2 separate regions of the Homo sapiens genome follow, and region 2 is linked to region 1. The links are chromatin loops, found by intact Hi-C in ENCODE. Cell type or tissue: prostate gland. All regions are shown on one strand. Each heading gives the region's core, and the rest is flanking DNA. Links, peaks and the distances in the headings are about the cores only. Region 1 overlaps CPM (carboxypeptidase M). Region 2 has its middle 84 kb from the start of CPSF6.

Region 1 (11,758 bases), core at 1,687-9,686:
AACAATAACTAGCATTGCATACTTACATTTATTATATAAGACCCAGGCAAGAGAAGGAGATAATACTCTCCATATTTGTTGGTTCTATAGGGGCAGATATGTTTTCTGTCTTGGACTTCCACAATTACATTGGGTAATGGATTTCCATTCTGATCAAAAACTTGACCCTTTACACCTGCAAGACAAAAATAAAATTAAATATTAATACCATATTTTATGGCATATAAAAATTATTATAAATATTTAAGAACAATATATGCAATATTTATTAGCTAACTCAATGTTGTGAGTTAATATTAAGTGTTAGAGAGGGAAAAAACTTATTTTTGATGTAACTTAAAATACAGTCAAAATTACTAATCTGATTTATAGCTTAAATTTGTTCGTTGTTGAATAGCCCATTTATATTAGTACGTATTATCACAGTGAGAGAACACAGATGACAACCTAAGATCCATTCCTGTCACTTCCAAGTTATTTACTCAGTCACCAAACTGTACTACAACCATTGGTGGATTCCATAAAATCCTAAATAAAAACGGTGTCAATGTATTAGTTACAACAAAATATTTACGTGTGCGAGGGACTCAATAGTTTTGTCTTGTAGTGCAACTACATGGGAAGCAAAATTATAATCACAAGGCTTCTTGGAAGCATGGAATCGATTGGCCAGTAACAGCAGCCAATATTTATTGAGCACTTAGTATATTCCAGGCTCTGTACTAACTACCAAATGAGCATTTTCTCATTAAATTCTCATATCAGCTCTGTGTCATCAATTATTATCATGATTTTACAGATGAAAAAAACTAAGGCTCTGGCTTATTAAAATAACCTCCTCAAACTCACACAGCCAACGAAGTGGCCCAGCCTAGCCGTCAACCCATGATAGTCTCGACAGCCCCTCTCAAAATTTCAGGAGTACAATTTTTAAAAAGCCATTTATATTTTAAGACCTTTCTTATTTTAGATCCTACGTGTCACATCTAGTTTGTTTACTCCAGCGTCAAATCATATTACCTTAAGGTGAAGCTGCCTAAGTCCCCAATAACATAAATGAGAATGAAGAGCTACAATAGTAAGATGATCTTGAACTCTCCCCAAACAGTTATGCTCAATAATTATTTATTAGGGCAGAAAAATACGAGGCACACGTAACAGTTTCCCCCAGAAACGGTTAAAGTGAAAAATAAAAATTTTGGCATTTAGCAAAACAATGTTTATCTTGAACTTCAACAAACTTCTATCTGACCTAGGTTGCCTTTTATTATACTTTCTGTCCTATTTAGTTCCTGACTCTTCATTTTTTGTCTCCTGAGGAGGAAAATGCCACATTTCCTTCTCCCTTTCTCTATACAACTGTGTAAACTTCTATTTTCACTTCGTGTGTTCCTCTTTGCCCTCTCTTTTTTAAACACAGTTCCATTTATATTTATTCCTACTGCTTGATACATATCCTTTTGATGTTTAGGTAGTACCCAATCATAAATTGGTAATAATTTGGTAACCTGATTACGCATTTATTCCTTGGGTTTCAGTGGCATTATTTTGTTTTATTTAATTAATTAATTAACTTTTTGTAGAGATGGGGTTTCACCATGTTGCCCAGGCTTGTCTTGAACTCCTGGGCTCAAGCAATCCACCTGCCTAAGCTTCCCAAAGTGCTGGGATTACAGGTGTGAGGCACCACACTCAGCTTCAATGGCATTATTTTGAAGAGCTATTTACACTGTGCCCCCCTTAGGAGGTCCTTTGATATGTGATAAATATAGCGTGTACCCATCATCATAGCTTGGTGTGACAGAAAGAACCTAGTCAGGTTTTGATTTGAATTCTAGTTCTCAAGTCACTGAACATTCCCAAGCCTCAATTTTATCACCTATGAAATGGGGATAATATACCACCACCCAGGATGGTTGTGAAGATTAAATGTAAGTAACACAGAACAGGAGGATCAACAAACATTAATTCTTGCTTTCCTTTCTTCTTCTTTTTTTTTTTTTAGACAGGGTCTTGCTCTGTCACCCAGGCTGGAGTGCAGTGGTGTGATCAGGGCTTACTGCAGCCTTGACTTCCCATGCTCAAGCAGTCCTCCCACCTCAGCCTCCCAAGTAGGTGGGACTACAGGCACACACCACCACACCTGGCTAATTTTTGTATTTTTTTGTAGAGGTGGGGTTTCGCCATGTTGCACAGGCTAGTCTTGAACTCCTGAGCTCACATGATCTACCTTGGCCTCCCAAAGTGCTGGAGTGCAGGGATTATAGGTGTGAGCCACCAGGCCTGGCTTTCTTTCCTTTCCTCTTATTTGGATTAAGAAAAACTATGTGGTGTGGCGGGGGGAGAATATATTAGATGAATTTCTGGAGTCTTAATTCAACTTTGTTCCACAAAGCAGGAATATGTGAGGGAAGAAGCTATGCATATTATTTCCTTTTCCAGGGCTCTGAGCTAGTTTACAGTCTTCATGCCACTTAGAAAATCCATGCGTTTCAGCAAGGTAACTTGTGCTGGATGGTGTTGTGTCTGTTGGCATCTTTTGTATTTTTTGTTGACTTCCCCAAAACCAACCAAATCGAAGAAAATCAAGTGCATAAAAAATGAAGCAGAGCTATCATTGAAACTGACATTACACAATTTTTTGTTTTTTTTTTTGAGATGGAATTTTGCTGTTGTTGCCCAGGCTGCAATGGCGCGATCTCAGCTCACTGCAACCTCTGCCTCCCGGGTTCAAGCAATCTCCTGCCTCAGCCTCCTAAGTAGCTGGGATTACAGGCACGCACCATCACGCCCATCTTATTTTGTATTTTTAGTAGAGACAGGGTTTCTCCATGTTGGTCAGGCTGGTCTTGAACTCCTGACCTCAAATGATCCGCCCGCCTCAGCCTCCCAAAGTGCTGGGATTACAGGCGTGAGCCATCGCGCCCGGCTAACATTACACCATTCTTTAACATTGGAGATAATGATGAAATAGAATTCAGGGTACTAGTAATGAGTAGTTGGCAGAAGACACCAAAAAAAAAAAAAAAAAAAAAAAAAAGTCATGGTACCCTTTAAAAAAAGGCAGCAAATTTCTTCTTGGCTAGAAGCAGTTACACTTTAATAGAACAGATTTGACTTTTTTGACAGTCACATGACAGTGATTTTGGATGGCCTCAGGGACTTGAACAACACCTACGTATCAGTGTGTGCTGCAGCTGAATCAAGGCTCCAGTCAACCTGCGGTCTGCCTACCCTCAAAGATAGAAAAAGGAAGAACAATTTGCATTTGAAGAAATGTCTGAAAATCTTCATATTCCAGTTTGACCCTCATTCGTCATCCCCTAATAACCCAAAGATTCACTTTCTTTTTTTTTAAATTGAAGTCTCCCTCTGTTGCCCAGGCTGGAGTGCAGTGGCACCAGTTCGGCTCACTGCAACTTTCATCTCCCGGGTTCAAGCGATTCTCCTGCCTCAGCACCCCAAGTAGCTGGGATTACAGGTGCCCACCACCACACCTGGCTAATTTTTGTATTTTTAGTAGAGATGGGTTTCACCACGTTGGCCAGGCTGGTCTCGAACTCCTGATCTCAAGTGATCCGCCCACCTTGGCCTCCCAAAGTGCTGGGATTACAGGCCCAAAGACTCACTTTCATATGACTCTTACCTAAACCTAAAGATGGTTCTTCCAGCTATGGAAGCCTGGGGTATGCGAATATCACTGTTACTGGGCAAACACAGACCATGCTTATGTATGGAATTTATATTCAAAGGAAAACCCCTCCCACCAGCCAAATAAAAGCGTGCTTTAGCTTGTATATGTCTTTACAATATTTTGTCTACATACCACCAAACCTTTTACTTAAGAGGGAAGTAATTGTTTTACCAGAAAATGTGATTTATTTCTATATGCTGAAGTTGAAACATTGAAAAAAAGACTGGTAGACCCTAAGAGACGCAGAGAGAGCCAACACTATATTAAAAAAAAAAAAAGGAAAATTTGAAAAATGCTCAGATACAATACAAATGAGAAGACATAAAATCTGAGATATAAATTCTGTGGCCAGATGGGGAGATACATGGGAGAAATGTAAAGCTCTTTTTCCCTTGGAAATGGATTAGAGCTTCATGAATGAAAAGTCTTGGCTGGGCAAGCACTAGAATTCTGCATCTGTTGGCCACAATTTAGAGTCGGAGCTGGGACAGTACTTAGGAGACTGCTTGTTTGTGCCCATGTCCCCACCGCATGGTCACAGTTGCCTCCTATTTTGGATGTGATAACAGATCCACATCTGTGGCTCACAGGCTTCTGGAACTCAGCACATACCAGATTCTTTTATGCCCAGGTTGCTTAGGTTTCTGGATGCTGTGAGCCATTCCCTTGCTCTCTAGGTTCAGATCTGCTTTGAGGAGTCCAGGGGAAAGACAGGGCCGCAGCAGGCAGGTAACACCGTGTCTGGCTCATCTTTGCTTCTCCTCAGAGACCGGGACAAGCAAGACATTTTAAGCCTCTAGAATTCAGACTTGCCCTCCTTTGCTACTTTGGTTTTAATGTCTGCCGACACCCTCATCTCAACTTGAACCTAGTAAATCATCCTCTAAGCAGGACAACACAGCACCAAGGGGCCCGAGTTTCAGTTGAGGTCTGCAGTGAGTTCTAATTGAAGGAATAACACCACTGAAGCCTTAGAACAGGCTGGTGGGAGGCAAGGCTGATGCTATTACTCTCAACTTTCTGTTGACTACACTGAGATTCAGACAAGTGCTTGCTCAAGATTGCAAACATCGCCAGATGACAAAACAGCTTGGGCTCTACCTAAGCCTCTACCCTCTTGGCAAGGCCCTTCCACTAAAGCAGAAGGCCTTTCCTTCCCAGACAAGGTGGCTCAGAGACTTCCAGATGGGTCAAAACCTCAGAAACTCAGAAGCATCCTAGCAATTGGTAAAATGGAACCAGTAAATGCAATGCAGTTTGACGAATATCAATAATGTCTTTAAACCAGAGCAATACCAATAAAGGGGTGTTTGCTGCCATTCTTCACAAACAAAATATTCATTAGTTTCTTATTGGGCACTAGTAGGGAGAGAACCTTTCTATTAAGTAGTAATAACCACACTGTATTGGTATTTTGAAATATGGTTTCATTATTAAACCATGTTATGCATCTGTCTTAAACCACAAGGGGGCAGGGTTGATGTGCCAATATATGTATTTTTTGAGTGAGTTGTTTGCATCTGATTATAGAGACAGGCAGATACACATTCTTTATAAAACCTAATGCAAATGGGCTGGGCATGGTGGCTCATGCCTGTAATCCCAGCACTCTGGGAGGCCGAGGCCGGCGGATCACCTGAGGTCAGGAGTTCAAGACCAGCCTGGGCAATATGGTGAAACCCTGTCTCTACAAAAATACAAAATTAGCCGGGCATGATGGTGGGTGTCTGTAATTCCAGCAAATTGGGAGGCTGAGTGGGAGAATCACATGAACCTGGGAGGCGGAGGTTACAGTGAGCCGAGATCATCACACCATTGCACTCCAGCCTAGATGACAGAGCGAGACTCCGTCTCAAAAACAAAAAAACAAAACCTAGTGCAAATGGACTGGTAAGCCTTCCAAATTATTAAAAATAATAATAGGTATACTGCAATTTATATTGCCCTTTCCCTGGCAATATTACATCAACATGATACTTCAAAGCCCACCTTAATTCAGTGCTTGGTAAATAATCTTTACAGCTAGATTGAGGTTCTGAAAATAGTAGTGCAGTTACACAGAGCATATTTGATGTTCACTTGCACGCCCATACCCATGTTGATACTGGTGAAGAATGAATTTCAGAAAAGGATAGGCAGAGCCAGTCACGGTGGCTCACACCTGGGATCCCAGCACTTTGGGAGGCTGAGGCAGAAGGATCGCTTGAGCCCAGGAGTTTGGGACTCACCTGGACAACATAGCAAGATTCTGTCTCTATATAAAATTGTTTAAAAAATTAGCTGGATGTGGTGCTGTGCACCTGTAGTCCTACTTACTTGGGACACTGAGGCAGAAGGATCACTTGAGCCCAGGAGTTCAAGGTACAGTGGGCAATGACTGTGCCACTGTACTCCAGCCTGGGTGACAGAGTGAGACCCTGTCTCTAAAATGATGATAATGATAATAATAGTAATAGATTAACAAACTAAAGGATCAATAGAGGTAGAAATATAATAGAAATGTTAGACTAATACATGACATGCCTCATGAGGAAAATCTAGTGGAGAAAGAATTACCAGAATACTAAGCAAGAGAGAACCCAAGACAACGTTTGATGACATAATGAAGAAGGTGAAAGTCCCAATAATAAGTTTATAATCTTTATTAAGATGCTGGTGAGAAAGAACGATATTTCATAACATCCCCTATCACAGGGAGTCAACCTAGTCCATGAACGACTCAGCCAGTTAGACATAGCCCTGTGAGTTTACCAGTAATCTTTGTGTACTTCTCTTCAGGTCAGGGCATGGAGGCTGGGGATACAGGTATGAAAGAGGGCAGGGGCATCCCTTTTAGGGATGTGTGCCGAGGAAGGGTCCTAATCATCCTTGCACTCAGCCCTCTGGCCCTGTGCTACCTTCCCTCATCCTTCTCCATCTTCTTTGTAGCAGGAGGAAAGCTTTGCTGTGAATCATGCAGAAAATTCCGGGAATTATGCAGTTATGCAGTAGGCCCATGCAGCAAACCTTTTCAACACCCACACACACCCACACACACACACACTCACACTCTCTCTCTCTCTCTCTCCATGTGGTATCATAGCTATTATGCCAATTCCTGATATGTTTCTCTCCCCAAGCCATTCTGAATGGAGAAAGATAACTTCACCTCTGTAAATATAGAAGAGCCTTCCACACCTTGCCCAAAGAGACACCACCTGGTTAATAAACTTGAACTGTACAAGATTCCATCATCATCTCTAGCAGTGTGTTTCTCTAGTGCAATGGCTTTCTAAGTATAGCCGCTGGACCAGCAGCATCAGCATCACGTGGTAAGGTGGTCCAAACAGAAACTCCGGGTTGGGGCCTGGCAATCTGTTTTAGCAAGCGCTCCCGGTGAGTCCACTGCACGTTTGAAAGCTATCACTCTCTGCCACATTTAGTCTGTCTATCTGTGATAAGGGCCAGCCAGCCTTCAGCAAACAGGCTGGCAAGATTTCTAGCACCAGGACATCTGGCAGAGTTCGGAGGTGAGAGGGGTTGAAGGTAATGGTGCTAGCTCACCACCCCAATTCTGGAAAAAATGCAAAGTGGTATGTCCAGTGTTCTCAGGGTCCTTGGTACTGCGTGGTGAGTGACAAGCAAACATAGTATTTTTCTAAATGGGAGATGATGTAACAGAGTAGCAGCCTATTTTCCTGATATTTTGCCAGATTTCTAGATCATTCAACATGTAAAATTAGGGGGACTCTGGATGTTTGTTTGTTTGTTTGTTTGTTTTTGAGATGGAGTCTTACTCTGTCACCCAGTCTGGAGTACATTGGCACCATCTTGGCTCCTTGGCGGAGGGAGCAACTTCTGCCTCCCGGGTTCAAGTGATTCTCCTGCCTCAGCCTCCCAAGTAACTGGGACTACAGGCGTGTGCCACCACGCCTGGCTAATTTTTGTATTTTCAGTAGAGATGAGGTTTCGCCTTGTTGGCCAGGCTGGTCTCGAACTCCTGACCTCAGGTGATACACCTGCCTCGGCCTCCCAAAGTGCTGGGATTACAGGCATGAGCCACCACGACCACCTGGTACTCTGGATTTTTATACCCTCATATTAAAGGAACATGCATCATGCTTCCTTTTCTATGAATGAGTGGGCACTGCATTTCTCACACACTGCAGATACTCATGCAGAGAGAATTCTTAACCATCAGATCTGGCACTGAAATGAGGCTATAACTACAAAGCATAAATAAAGGCTTGCGTTTAGTCAACCCAGAGGTCTTGCCAGATGCTCTATTTTGTATTAATAGGGAATTAATAAGAAAATTTTACAAACCTAGGTGCACCTGCTTTATATATTCAATTAATGAGGCTTTGTTATTATTCCAAAAGGATGGAAGCTTCTCCTCACGAGGATATTTACAGCATGACAGCTCCAACGTAATTTCAAAACACTGGGCCCAGATGTAGTTGTAATCTTGCATTCCACCTAAACACAAGCATATTTAATTTTTGTTAGGGTCTAAAATTGGAGTGGAGCCAAGTATCACGTGCCTCGGGGACAAATGAATCAGACAGCTACATGTAAACAGGAAAAAATGAATTTGACATATTAGCTTGTAAAATCAGGGCTTGACATTCTATTACCCAGGCGTGACTAGACAATCCTAAATATTCCCATATGGGTAACTGGATCAGAGCTGACTGAAGTTCAACTGTGCATCAAAATTAAGTGACGGGTGAAGGAAGGGTCCTTTTTTGTTTTTATTTTTTGAAATCCTACATTACAAAAATGATTCTTTGAATTTCATTTCTTTCTTAAATTACATTTTACATGGATATAAGCTAGAATAAGATTCCTTTAAAATATTTCTACAAATCATTTATAAATACACTTACTAAGCAAAGCTAAGCATGCTAATTTGGGGGAATCATGGGCCAACATTCACTATTGCCAGGTACCATATGAAGTGCTTTGTATCAGCTCATTTAATCCTCACAGCAATTGCCCCTACTTTACAGATGAGGAAACATGATCACAGATGTTAAAGAAAAGTGCTCAGGGGTTTTGGCCAGTAAATGACAGACACTGGAGTGCAGGCCACCTTCCGCCAGCACCTGTGGGCTTCCCCAATATGCCAGAGTGCTCCTGGGGATCAAAGAAAGAGTGCTGCACTGCCTCTCAGAGGTGAACGGCCCGGCCCCCTGTGGAGCCCAGGCTGCCACTGCTCATGCTGACTTTCCAGTTCTCTCCTCTGGTCCCTTACTTTCAAAGGGTTTGTTTTAAATAGCAAAACAGGCAGGCATTATGGATCCCTAGCAGATAGCCAGAACTGAGAATGCCAAGCGTGGAGGGGGCAGTTCTGGATAAGGCGGGTCAGGCCTGGCCAACAAAACATCCAGGCCAGGCCAGGCACATTCTTCTGGGCTCCTCAAGGCAGCTGGCTTCACCTGTTTTTTGTCTGAGAAGGATACACAGCTCACACACAGGCACACTGGGGAACAATTCCCAGCAGCAACCGTTTCTAGCTAATTTCCTACACATCTGGATTTGCCTTCGAAAGTTAGACAGTGAACATGAAGGACAGCTCTGCCACTGGACAGGATGGGCCCTTTCTTAGCTACAAATTGTGGAGAGCAGGGACGATGCAGAAGCCCTAAGGTAGGAGAGGGGGCTGTATCTTGGACACCAGAGAGAGGTTTGGAATGCTGCCTGGACCTGTTGCCTATCAGTTGTGGTCTATGCTTATTTATATTACCAGGAAAACTGACAGAGAGCCACCCAGGCATAAAAATACCAGCTTGTGAAAGATTACCTGAAAGCCTGTGCATCCAAAGTGACAATTAGGGAAGGCACCTTTGGAAGTGGCCTGCACGCAGAAATGCATGCCGCAACTTGCTGTTGGTGGGGTCAGGCTAACGAGTCTAAAAGGGAATGTTTTCCCCTGAGGCATGGAAATCCAGTTCCAGTCCGTCTCTCCTCCTGTCCTTCCACCCTAGGTCCCTCCTACCCCGGGTTTCTGTTTATATTATTCCCTCTAATAAGAATATCTCTCCTTCCATGTTGCCTACATGACAATCTCATCCTGTCCCTTACCCGGCTGTCTTATTCCAAGATTGGAGAACTGGGGGCCCTCCTCCCACTGTATCCTGTCTGAAGAGCTCTTTTGTTGAGCCCGCAAAATGGCTTTAAAATCATGATACTTCATGTACAAATTCAGCTTCTCTTTACAAACTGCAAGATCTGGCAGTATTGGCTCCCCAAGGCTGCATGACAATAATTAGCTAGATCTAGTAGCAGCTGTCCCTGTTAGATGGGATGTAAGCATCACATTTCTCCAAGCTCTTCACTACTCCCTATTGTATTTTGGCTCTGTGCACCCTTGGGGTACACTGCACCTTCTCTAAATCTGTTTTTATTCTAATTGCACTGCTATCACAATTACTTATCTGCGTGTCTGTCTCCCCTATTCAACTCCAGGGTGAGGTGTGTGTCTTGTTCATCTTTCAGTTCCTGGCTCACAGTAGGCAGACACAGAATAAGTACCTGAATGAATGAAGAAGGCCCTTGGTAATGAGGAACATGTCTGAGCATCTCTCAAACAATCAGTCATCTCCACTGCTCTTATGATATTAGCTGATAAGGACAGAGTGAAGGGCCTATTGTGCCTAAAGTTCTTTTAACAACTGCTGGATCAAAATAAACCAGCTGGCACTTCTGGGTGAAGGCAATAAGGAGAATGGAAGAAATGAAGAGAAACTCACCTTGGAGTGGATACCAAGAGTATCCATTTGTAACACCATTAGGAAAGTTCATTTTGTTTTTACACTCGTCTCCTTTCTTCATGTTGGGATTTCTTGAAGCATAGGTATGTGCAAGATATTGAAAAACATCATCATCAGGCGTTAAGCTTCGGGAGTATAATGCCCCAGTTGCTGCATTTAAAAGATGAACCAAGACCTTTAAACTGACTTGAGAGTAAGAGGAAACACAAACACCATATTAGCAAAGACATAATCGCATCACACACACATGCTCTAATTTCCCTAGAGAGAAATCCTTCATCCACCTCCTCTATTCTTCTTTCTACTTTATAATAAACATATGCAAGGTGATAGCCCCCAAATAAGTCAGATACAAATCCAAACTCCTAAATCAGCTTAAAAATTAAGTGTCCTCTCAGTCACTCTTGCTAATTTCTGGAGGTAAGGACAATTTCTTTAGGTATTATAGGGGTGAATAAAGCTACTGTAATATTTTGGGTCCTCATCCCACAGAGTTTTAAGAAGAGTCAACAATTATTGTTCATATATGATTAGCAAAAAAAAAAGTGAGTTGTTCCAGTTTTATGTTATTTTAGCCATGTTGTCTCTTGTCAGAGAATCAAAATCTGACTATTTAGATTGTATTTTCTAGAATCTAAATTTCACTAATTCACTGATGCATGTCCAGCTGTGGGTTGTCAGTTCAGCCACACTGCCCATCTGCTGTTGAAGAATCACAGGAAGGATGGCTAGAGTTGGGAACATGAAGCTCTTTTCACCCTGCCAGAGAAGTTAAGAGGGGAAGGGAGAGCTGATCCCCATCCAGAGGCAGAGAGTTTTCAGCCCCACTCTGGACTTAAGAAGCCAGAACTGGACCCGCACCTGCTTACCTTGAACACCATTATCAAATGGGTAACTGGCCACGAGGGCACCACCATGGAGGTTTGCAGAGAGGACAAACGTCTCTGTTTTCAGCCACTTCATGACTGCCACAGTTTCAGGCTGCCTTGAGACATTATTATATTCAAAAGCATCGGGGAAATTTCGATTCAAGTCATACTGGTTATAATTTTCCCTTTAAAAGAAAGAATATTTTAGGGCTTATTGATAGGGCATGAGGGAGTGGATTCTTACAGTGTCTTGCCCTTTGGTTTAGGCTCCAGGTGTCTTTCCAAACGTGAGTATGGGTGTGGTGGATGGCTGCCCTTGTGGCCTGCCATGACCCACACCTGGCACTTACATCCCATGGCATCCCCTGCCTCGTGATCTGCTCTCACCAATGAGATACTAGCTATTGTGATGCAGGCAGAGGTTTGATAAGTGTTTGTAT
Region 2 (11,758 bases), core at 2,252-10,251, 290 kb after region 1:
ATATTCCACAGGCTGACATCTGCTTTCTTTTCCTTATCTCCCAAAAGGAGGTGATCGTAAACATAGCTTCAAGAAATTTCTCATACAGCTGTTTCCATTACAGCACTACTTCTCTAGTTTCAGTCCTGAGGATGTTTGCTAGTGTCTATTTATATTCATGTTACCTAAGAAATAAATTTAAAAACAAATAAACATTATGTGATGGCAAAGTTCTAGGCATGATGTAAATCTCACCAAATTAATCCTGTTCACTAAGACTATCCCAAAATGGCTTCAGTCTTGTCCATTCTTTTTACATTATAGAGTTGTCTCGTAACAGCCACTAACTTTAAAGGATTTGCGTTCACTTTTTCCGAGGCCCCTTGCTGAAAACAGTAATAATTGTCTGCATTTTCTCAACAAAGCAGGTCTTTCTAAGGAAATTCTCTTTCAAAATCCAGACAAAGGAAATCCCTTCTACTTATGAAAGGGATTTGTGATTCTGGAACAGTGCCTGATAGTTCCAGAAAGTGTAACTCTAACTGGGCCCAGTGGCTCACACCTGTGATCCCAGCACTTTGGGAGGCCAAGGCAGGATGATTGCTTGAGCTCAGGAGTTCAAGACCAGCCTAGGCAATATAGTGAGACCTTGTCTCTACAAAACATAAAAAAAAATTAACTGGGTGTGATGGTACACACCTGTAGTCCTAGCTACTAGGGAGGCTGAGGTGGGAGGATTGTTTGATCCCAGGAGGTTGAGGCTGCAGTGAGCTGAGATCACACCACTGCACTCCAGCCTGGCTGACAGAGCAAAACTCTGTCTCAACAACAGCAACAAAAGTATAGCTCTTTTACTGAAACAACAACAATAAGTCAACCTGTCACTTGCAATTCAAACTGCCAGGAAATGCTAATAATTTGAACTGCCCAGTGTGCAATGCGTCTGTGTCACAGCATGTGACTGCAATGTTGCCTGTGGGGCAGGTTCATAAAGTCATGGTGAAGACACTCATTCTGGATTCACACTGATCTGGAATCCCAATCCAGGTCCACCAATTATGGTCTCTGTGAGCAAGTTACTTTTTTCCCAAAGACAAAATAAAATTAATTATATTACTTTCTTCATAGAGTCACGGTTAGGATTAACTGAGATAATTCACATTAAATCCCCAGCCCTGGCCTTGGCAAATAACAAGTGTGCAATAAATGTCAATTAATAAGTAAATGAGTTGACCTGGCAGCAGACATGGTGGTAAAGCAGGCTGGTGAGCCACACTTGGAGATGAACGAAAGTAATCCCTGTGCCATAGGAAACCAAGCCAGAATTCATGTTGCAGGTACGTAAAATGGCAGGGCATGCCCCACTTATCCAGTACATCCAAAAATGTTCCTGGCTAATTTTAAGAGTTACTCAATCAATGACAGACTTTAAGGATAATTGAATGTTCTTTGTTTCTCTTGGCAAAATCACAATTTGCAGAATTCTATTTGGCAAGAGACATAGTCCAAAGTTCTTTTCTTTTTTTAAGGAAAATTATTTCAATCACAAGAAGTAGATTGCATGGGACAACCTGTGAGAGTCCTTTCAGGTCAAAACATTCTACATCTCTAACAGCATTGTGCACTGGCATGGAACACATGGTAGAAGGAACGTTCCTGGGCTGTGGGGTTGGACAGACCCGAGCCTGGCCTCCTCCTCTGCATGCAGCTTGATCAAGGTCTATCCTTTCTCTGAGTCTCTCTCATCTGCATAAATGGGGAGAGTAATACCTACCTTAGAGGATTGTTGTGAGAATTAAATGAGAGTATTACATATAAAAGTGCCTGGGATAGTTCTAGGCACATGGTAGATAATGAATAAATGGGAATATTTCTACCTTGCTCTCCAAAGTCACTCAGCAGAGTTACCTGAGACTACGAACCTCCCAGGAGAGCTGTTTACTTAGGGAATTACAGCTGCGGGTGAGACTTTGCCATTTGAGTGTGTTCCCTGTGGGACATATCACTTAAATAGCCCGTTGAGACTTTTTTTTTTTTTAAGAGGAAACGGGTTGAAGAGGGTAAGTCAGTGGTGGAAACTTACGGGTTGGAATGTAGGCACTGGTTAGCTGGCTGCTTTGAGGACATCAGGCTACCCTATATTCCTCCATCCACCCGCCCATTCAATAAATTTTTATTGAACACAAATTCTGTGTTAGCATCAGGCTTGAGGCTAGGGATACAACAGTGAAGAATAAACAGTCCCTGCCCTTAAGAGTTCACAGTCCACTGGGAGAAACAGACAAGAACACAAGCAATTAAGATATAGCCCATTGTGGTCAACGCCAAGGGAGGGGAAGTATAGAATGCCATGGACATGATGAGAACAAGACATGTGCTTTAACTTGTACTATTTTCAATGTACTCAGTGAGGGGTGAGGAAAAACAGATGTTTAAACTATTTTTTTAAAGACTGATATATTAAACACTGGTACATCCATTACAACACTTAAAAAATAAAACACTACAAGGCTGGACACAGTGGCTCACCACTATAATCCCAAGCACTTTGGGAGGCCAAGTGAGGAGGATCACTTGAGGCCAAGAGTTCAAGACCAGCCTGGGCAACACAGGGAGAATTTATCTCTATTTAAAATTTAAAATTTTACAAATCAAGTCATAAACATTAGCTGGGCATGGTGGTGTGTGCCTGTGTTCCCAGCTACTTGGGAGGCTGAGGTGGGAGGATTATTTAAGCCCAGGAGTTTGAAGTTGCAGTGAGCTATGATGGTGCCACTGCCCTCCAGCCTGGGTGACAGAATGACACCGTTATCTCCAAAAAAAGAGTGTTATTTGCTTTGGTAGACCTGGAGCAGATTTTCATATCCAGTTATGTAAGCAGTTGGGTTTCCAGTGATGTTTTAATGCAGTCATTGGTGGACACACTCTGGGAAGCTCTGGCTATGAGAGCACATAAAGTCCGCCCCCTGCTCCGGACATGAGGTTTAAAAATCTTTCCACACCACTGGATGGAAATGTGGATGATTGGTAGAAATTACCCAACTAACGGTTAGAGGTGGAAAGGAGTGACGGCACTATTTCAGGCATAATAAGAAGTATCAGAAGTGAGAAAAAACATGGAATATTTGAGATACTAAATGGCACTTATTTAAATGACATCAATTGCTGGGGCATAGAATTGAAGTGGGAAGTGTCGACATACAAGCCAGAGGAGACAAATATAGGAGAAACTCTGTCAGAGACTGTCCCACACTACAGAATACATTTATGGAAAATAATTAGAGCATGCACAAGTGTGCAGAAACCTGTGGGTAGAAGTGTTAAATTAACGTAGAATTTAAATGAGTCAAAACTCTCGGTATAATTTTTCCTAACATTCCTCTACAATGCCCAAAATGTTCCATATTCTTCATTAATCATGTTCATTATTTATATAATAATGGAGCAAAATTCTCAAACTAAAGAATGATTGAGCTGGGCGTGGTGGCTCAAGCCTGTAATCCCAGCACTTTGGGAGGCTGAGGTGGGCAGATCACTTGAGCCCAGGAGTTCTAGACCAGCCTGGACAATATGGCGAAACTCTGTCTCTACTAAAAATACAAAAATTAGCCAGGACTGGCGGTGCGCACCTGTAATCCCAGCTACTCAGGAGCCTGAAGTGGGAGAATCCCTTGAACCCAGGAGGCAGAGGTTGCAGTGAGAGAGATTGCACCTCTGCATTCCAGCCTGAGCTACAGAGTGAGACTCTGTCTCAAAAAAAAAAAAAAAAGAGAGAGAGAGAGAATGATTAAGTGCATTTCTCCTTGTGACTCATGAAGAACAGTGCACTCACCCTCCTCACTGAGCAGGCGTCCTGTTTTACTGTGATAGGAAAATTCATGGCAGCACCACGCTGTGTGAGGTGAGTCTGCATCTAAACAGGAATATTGTGTCCGACTGGCGTGAAGGCCAATTGATTTTTGTTTCTGGAGTAGGACGGAGTTTGCCCCAGCAAGGGTTTGGGGCCTTCCTTGAGACACTGGCCCCACCACATGCCTGGAAAAGTCGGGAGCGGGAGCCTGGAAAGGAGACAGCAGGGACACTAGGAGCAGGTCAGAGGTGGGCTCCCTTCTTAGGGCAGATGATCAAAGGCCAAATGCAGCAAAGAGTTTCAGTCCAGTTTGAGACCTGCCACACCAGATCTGAACAGAAACGGACACCTCAAGTGCAGAGCACATAGACATGCACAGCTTCAGTCTCCTGAGTAGCTGGGATTACAGGCATGTGCCACCATGCCTGGCTAATTTTGTATTTTTAGTAGAGATGGGGTTTCTCCATGTTAGTCAGGCTGATCTCGAACTCCCAACGTCAGGTGATCTGCCCCCTCGGCCTCCCAAAGTGCTGGGATTACAGGCGTGAGCCACCGCTCTAGGCCAAGCAAATTGTTAATGCTATTAAAGGCACAGTACTGAATGAGATCACCAAGGACATGTGGTCAAAAGAGAAGACCAAGGTCCAATCTCTGAAACACTCCAACTTTAAGAGATTGGGGATAAGAGGAAGAACCAAAGGAGGCCAATAAGAAACCTCCAGTAAGATAAAAGGAAAATGAAGACATTGTGGTATCCTGAAAGTCAAGTGTAAAGTCTCAAGGAAGAGGAGTGGTAACTGCGTCAAATGCTGCTGATAGGTCAAATTGGAGATAAAAATTGACCATTTGATTTAGCAACATGGGGGTCACTGGTGATCTTGATAAAAGTAAATTTGGTGAAATAGCAGGGACACATGCTTTCTTGGCTACGTTAAGGAGCCACTGGCAGAAAAGAAATTGGAGGCAGCAGCACAGGTAGCTGGGCATCTTTTGAAAAATCACGATGCGGATGATACAGGGAATTCAACTGCCCAAAATGAAGCAAAGGAGACAAGAGATGGAAATGTCCCTCAGAGAGAAGCAGGCCTCAGGTAGCCCTTGAAGGTGAGAGATGGCAGCACAAAACCACAAGAATTATTCAAGAGACCCAGGAAGAAGGGGAGTTGGCAGGGTATGGCCTCCAACAGCAACACAGGAGTGCTGGCCTAGCACCCACTTCCTGGACTCAGCATAGTAGGAAGCCACGTGGGCTGTACACAGGAGAGTTGGTAAATTGTCCCCCAAGCACTTGGAAATACATTTCCTTTCTGAGATACAAACATATTACATTAACTGCTCAGAGATATGCAGTCGTCTCAGAGAGAAAAAATGGTTTTGAGGCCAGCAAGACTTGACCTGAGTGAGGGCATTAACAGAGCTAAAAAAAAAAATGTTGACACAAAACAAAAAGTAGAAGTAGTCCTCGATTTTCCCGCGTGCGTTACACAAACTACACTTTGACATATCACAAAGACAACTCAAGCCACCATTTCATAGGCTGCATGTGACCTTCCTTCCCTCAGGTTTCCAGGGGACACTTGAAGCTACCACAAGGTGGCGCTGCCTGCCATCCAATAGTTTATCAATGCCCTTTTTTACCGATTACTGAAATTATTTACATATTTTATTGCCTTTTTTCCTTATTATCTTATAAAATGAGCAAAAATTGGAAGTTATCATGAAGGAGAGAATCTACTGGCAAGGAGGCTCAAGTATCTAGTCTCTTTTGTTTTTACATTTCCTTTGTAAATTAATAAACTGTCATTCTTACTTAAATTTCAATCTCTGTGGAACTTCAATAGTGTAAGTCAACATCCCTAACTACAATCAACTGAATAAAATCACATACTGTCACCTGCAAGGTCAGACCCTGGACCATGGGAAGCCCATCAGGTTATCACTTTGTGAGTCTCTTGGCACATTTTTGGTTTTTCCTATTTGTACAACTCTCGTTTTTAGTCACTATGCACTTTTCCACTTGAAGTGGAAAATTCCACTTCATTGCAAACTCCAGTGCCTAGAAGGGCAAGCCAGTAGCCTAAATGAAGAAAGCAAGCCCTGGGCAAGAATACTGAGGAATATAGCAGGGAGTGGTGGGGACTGTGACAAAATGGAAAGCACATACCTTGTCTAAAGTGGGCTGACACTCAAGCATAGCCGCTTGTTGCCATATGCAAATAAGAGTTCTTTATTGCCAAATCTCTTTGTAAGAAAAAAAAAGGACTTTTATGTAAAATGTTATATTTTTGCAATATTAGCACCCCCCTCAAAAAAATACAATGAAGGCCAAACAAAACATATCTGTCAACCACCAGCTTGAGGCTTCAGTTGTGTAGTATTTATAGATTAGTACATATATAGCACGATTTTTTCTTAAAATATTTTAATCAAAATAATACATGAGCATGGATTTTGCAAAATAGCTTACAACAAAAGGCAATAATCCTTTGTTCCATTCCTTCCAGGACCCACCCCAAAAGTCTCACCACTACCTCTTGATTCATCAGTTGTAGACATTTGAAACACTATTTAATTACTATCATGATACATGAAGATTTAACTCATTTAAAGTTCATCATATTTTTTAGTTTCAACCATAGATGTCTTCAGCCTGAAAGCTGAGTCAGGCTGGGCATGGTGGCTCACGCCTATAATCCCAGCACTTTGGGAGGCCAAGGCAGGAGGATCGCTTGAGCCCCAAAGTTCAAGACCAGCCTGGGCAACACAGTGAGACCTAGTTTCACCTGAAAATCAAAAAAAATTAGCTGGCTGTGGTGCCTTGTGCCTGTAGTCCCAGCTACTCCAGAGGCTGAGGCGGGAGGATGGCTTGGGCTTGGGCTTGGGCTTGGGAGATCAAGGCTGCAGTGGGCAGTGGTGACGCCTCTGCACTCCAGCTTGTGTGACATAGCAAGGCCCTGTCTCAAAAAACGAAAACAAAAAACTGCTGAATCAATCAGCGTTTAGTCAAAATCACAACAGTTATTTGATCAGAGAAAATCTAATATAAAGACTTGTTAACTGTGTAAAATTTAACTGTGTATAAAATGTTTAACAGAAACTGTAAAAAAGACTCTAAAACAGGGTTTCTCAACCTTGACACTATTGGTGTCTTGAGCTGAATAACTGTTGTGGGTGCTGTCCTGTGCAATGTAGGATGTTTAGCAGTATCCCTGGCCTCCACCCAGTAGGTGCCAGTAGTATACCCCTCACCTCCACCAAATTGTGACAACCAAAAATCTCTCCTGGCCAGGCGCGGTTGTTCCCGCCTGTAATCCCAGCTTTTTGGGAGGCCGAGGTGGGAGGATCACCTGAGATCAGGAGTTCAAGACCAGCATGGTTAACGTGATGAAACCCTGTCTCTACTAAAAATACAAAAATTCACTGGGCATGGTGGCGAGCGCCTGTAATCTGAGCCACTCGGGAGGCTGAAGCCCAGGGAATCGCTTGAACCTGGGAGGCAGAGACTGCAGTGAGCCTAGATCACATCACTGCACTCCAGCCTGGGCGACAGAGCGAAACTACATCTCAAAAAAAAAAAAAAAAAAAAAAAAAAACAACTCCAGCTTTTGCCAAACGTCCCCTGGGAAGCAAACTTGCCACTGGTCAGGAATCACTGCCCTAAGGTAGGTATCACAAAAGAAACAAGGGTAGGAAGCAGCTACCACCCCTAGGGCTAGGGGAAGGAAGAGAAGGGACTGAAATTATTAAAACTTAGAAAAGTAGAAGAGGTGACATTTAACCCCTCAGACCCCTTCTGGGGTCTCAGCCTGCTTGGCTGGTGCTGGGGTCTCTAAGGCGGGCACCAGAAAGCTGGTTCTGCAGATGTTGGAAAAACTGGATTCCATGGCTACCAGAAAAAGGACCTGCAGGTTGCAGGCAGAAACAGCTTTGTGGTCTGATGCTCTCTGAAACAGAAGCCTACGGGGAGGAGGAAGTCCCTTCCCTCCTCCAGCCTTGCAGCCTCCCTCGAGTGCCCCCTGGAGGCAGAGCCTAGCAGCGAGCCAGCAGGCTGAGCAGAAACGCGGCTTCCGGAGTCCGAGCCTCAGCATCACAAAGCCGAGGTAGAAAATTGTCTGAAGCCAAAAGACTGGAACTGGTAGAAGGGCCAGGCTCTCTACTAAGGTCTCTCATTTATTACCCCATGTGATTCTCAAACTCTGACGTGCTTATCAGTCACCGGGAATGTGAGACAAAATTGGAAAAGTAAGCAAGAATAATGGAAGGTCATGGCAAGAAGTTTGAACTTCTTCCCAGGAACTAGAGAGCCATTGAAGGGCTTCAGCAGTTAAACTTCATTTATTTATTTATTTATTCTTTTTTTCTTTGTTTGTTTTGTTTTGTTTTGTTTTGAGACGGAGTCTCACTCAGTCGCCCAGGCTGGAGTGCAGTGGCTCCATCTCAGCTCACTGCAACCTCTGCCTCCTAGGTTCAAGCGATTCTCCTGCCTCAGTCTCCCGAGTAGCTGGGATTATAGGCGCCTGCCACCATGCCTGGCTAATTTTTTGTATTTTTAGTAGAGATGGGGGTTTCACCATGTTGGCCAGCTGGTCTTGAACTCCTGACCTCAAGTGATCGCCTGCCCTGGCCTCCCAAAGTGCTGGGATTACAGGCGTGAGCCACTGGGGCCAGCTAAGTTTTGTATTTTTAGTAGTGACGGGGTTTCGCCTTGTTGGTCAGGCTGATCTGGAACTCCTGACCTCAGGTGATCTGCCCGCCTTGGCCTCCCAAAGTGCTGAAATTACAGGCGTAAACCACTGCACCTCGCCCGCAGTTACACATATTTATAGACAACATATTGGATATTTTTTCCTGATGTCTGGTCTTATCCACTGTGAATTAACTCCTACTGGTTTTGCTGTCAGTGTAACCTTATTTCTAATCTTGGGGACATTTCTCTTGAGCCCTCTATGACTCTCATTCCCACAGAGTTAGTGGCTCCTTCCACTCGGCTCTTACAGCTTGCTGTATAGACCTTTCTGTCTTTGTTTCTGTTGTTTAAATGTCTACTTCTCTCACCAGACTGTTAATGCCTCAACAGGAATTGTGTTTTATTGATTTTTGTTTGCCCACATTGTAATCTAATAAGTGTTTCTTAAAAGCTTAATGGAAGGATGAACGAGCAGGAAGGCAAGAAGAAATAAAAATATAAATGTACTTGGAAACCTACACCTCCCAGTCACAGAATGATTTTTCAGATGATAAGGAAATATTTTTGAAATACAGAATTACCATTTAAAGAATAAATAAGTTAACCCTCTTTTAAATTTTATGTGGGTATCTCTGAATTGGTGAAAAATCTAAACACAAGAGAAGATTTTGTTAAGTGACAAAAATACAAACATTATAAGATGCTGCCAATGTTACACTTAATTTAGCTCCTTGAAAGGTGTGTCTATCCAAGTAACATACTCCACGACTCATACAGTAATAATTCTGGGTTGTAGATTAAGACTCTTTTGTTAGCTCCCTCAACTCAATCTTCCTTCCCTCCCTTATTTCTGACATTTCCCGCCGCCCCCACCCCGCCGCCCTCCCCCCCCGCCCCCCACCCCACCCGCCCTGAGTCTCTGTCTTGGCTTCCCCACTTTGGTGGAGGAGTCAATGTCTCCAGCCTTCCACTTTCCCTCACTATTGCTTTCATTTCTCCCTTACAATTCAGCATTTTTTTTTTTCCTGTAGCGATGGGGTCTTGCCATGTTGCCCAGACTGGTCTTGAACTCTTGGGCTCAAGCAATCCTGCCTCAGCCTCCCAAAGTTCTGGGATTACAAATGTGAGCCACCTCACCTGGGCCAGCTCAGCAATTCTTTTGTTGTTATTGTTGTTTTTTGTTTTGGGTTTTTTTGTTTGTTTTGAGATGGAGTTTCGCTCTTGTTGCCCAGGCTAGAGTGCAATGGTGTGACCTTGGCTCACTGCAACCTCCGCCTCCTGGGTTCAAGCAATTCTCCTGCCTCAGCCTCCTGAGTAGCTGGGATTACAGGCACCTGTCACCACGCCTGGCTAATTTTTGTATTTTGGTAGAGACAGGGTTTCACCATGTTGGTCAGGCTGGTCTCGAACTCCTAACCTCAGATGATCCACCCACCTCAGTCTCCCAAAGTGTTAGGATTACAGGCGTGAGCCATCACACCTGGCCCAGCTCAGCAATTCTTAACATTCTCCTGGCATCCCAGTCCCCTGGTTTCCACCAGATTGCCCCAGGCTCTGGCTGGCACTGGAACAATTAAATCCGCCACTAGGTTCGGGTATTGCCTTGAGAAAAGCATAGCTGTGGCATCAAGCAGATTGAGTCAAATCTTGCCTCTGCCACTTTCTTAGCTCTGTAACCTTTGGAAAGTTATCCAGCTTTGCCCTTTTTCTGTATCCTCTACTCTAAAGTAGTTAATAATGTCAGCATCGTGAGGTTGCTATGAAAATTAAAATATAAGTTACATGCAAAATATCAAGCATAGGCTGGGCGCAGTGGCTCACACCTGTAATCCCACCACTTTTGGAGGCCGAGGCAGGTGGATCACAAGGTCAGAAGTTTGAGACCAGCCTGGCCAACATGGTAAAATCCCATCTCTACTAAAAATACAAAAATTAGCCAGGAGTGGTGGTGAGTGCCTGTAATCCCAGCTACTCAGGAGGCTGAGGCAGGAGAATTGCCTGAACCCGGGAGACAAAGGTTGCAGTGAGCTGAGATCACGCCACTATACTCCAGCCTGGGTGACAGAGCAAGACTTCATATCAAAAAAAAAAAAAAAAGTCCAGACGTGGTGGCTCACACCTGTAATTCCAGCACTTTGCGTGGCCAAGGCAGGCTGATCACCTGAGGTCAGGAGTTTGAGACCAGCCTGACCAACATGGAGAAACCCTGTCTCTACTAAAAATACAAAACAAAAAACAAAAAACAAAATTAGCCGGGCGTGGTGGCACATGCCTGTAATTCCAGCTACTTGGGAGGCTGAGGCAGGAGAATCGTTTGAATCTGGGAGGCGGAGATTGCAGTGAGCCAAGTTGGCACCATTGCACTCCAGCCTGGGCAACAAAAGCAAAACTCTGTCTCAAAAAAAAAAAAAAATCAAGCATAATACCTTAGATGGGTTCCTGGATACTGACTAAGAGAGGGAGATGTGTGTGCAGGGGGATTTATTAGGGTTTGCCCTCAGAATCAACAGAATAGGGGAATGAAGAAATAGGAGTGGGCAGAGAGGAAAGTTGAACCGTGATGCAGTCACTCTGATGAGTCAAGAGAACCAATGACCCCACGTGGCTTAAATCAATGGGCAAGTTACCTTGTAACAGCCTTTGGCCCCCTTTGATCATTCCTCCTGGAATGCTTCCTTCATTCAGTTGGTTTCTAGGACCTCACACTCTCTTGGTTTTGCTTTTATCTCTCTGGTTCCTCCTTGATCTTTTTGGCTGGTCCCATCTTTTCTTCTCAACATCTTAATGTTACAGTGCCCCAGAGCTCAGCCTGGCCTCTTCTCAGTCCCTTGGTCATCTTGCCTAGCCTTGTAGCTTGAAATATACCATCTATTTGTCCTACAACTGCCAACTTTATATCTCCAGCCCAGACCTCTGCCCTAAACTCAGGGCTTGTATATCCAACGTCTTCTCTTTCTCTACTTGTATGTCTAATAAATAATTCAAACTTCAGTCTGCGCTTCCATCCCACACCACCTCTACCACCAAACCCACTCTATCTACAGTCTTCCCCATCTTAAATGATGGCAATCTCATCATTTCAGTTGCTTAGGCCCAAAATGTTGTGGTCACCTTTGACTCCCCTCTTCCTGTGGCGCTCCACACATAATCCATCAGGAAATACTACTGTAACCACTTTCAGAATATACCCAGAATCAGACCAATTTCATCACTAACCTTCTGGTCACTGTAGTTTCTCCCCT

The links. A loop is a pair of places that touch in the nucleus more often than their neighbours do. Peaks named below come from ENCODE experiments on the same cell type or tissue, not always from the same donor. Only the 100,000 strongest peaks of a DNase experiment are listed, where the experiment ranks them.
Region 2: it touches region 1 in a loop (4-fold over the local background); 26 of 110 quality-filtered maps call a loop at or near these places.

Annotation. Positions count from the first base shown.
Region 1 is chr12:68,858,897-68,870,654 of GRCh38, forward strand. CPM (carboxypeptidase M) reads right to left here. Exons shown (of 9, transcript NM_198320.5): 5 at 11,319-11,503; 6 at 10,429-10,599; 7 at 8,000-8,152; 8 at 27-175. Among named protein-coding and RNA genes, the nearest start is that of MDM2, 57 kb to the left of the region's middle. In prostate gland, for the core only: a CTCF peak has its summit at 5,165 (motif pointing right); a DNase peak (open chromatin) is centred at 5,185.
Region 2 is chr12:69,149,386-69,161,143 of GRCh38, forward strand. No RefSeq gene overlaps it. Among named protein-coding and RNA genes, the nearest start is that of CPSF6, 84 kb to the right of the region's middle. In prostate gland, for the core only: CTCF peaks have their summits at 5,420 (motif pointing right) and 7,834 (motif pointing left); DNase peaks (open chromatin) are centred at 5,406 and 7,846.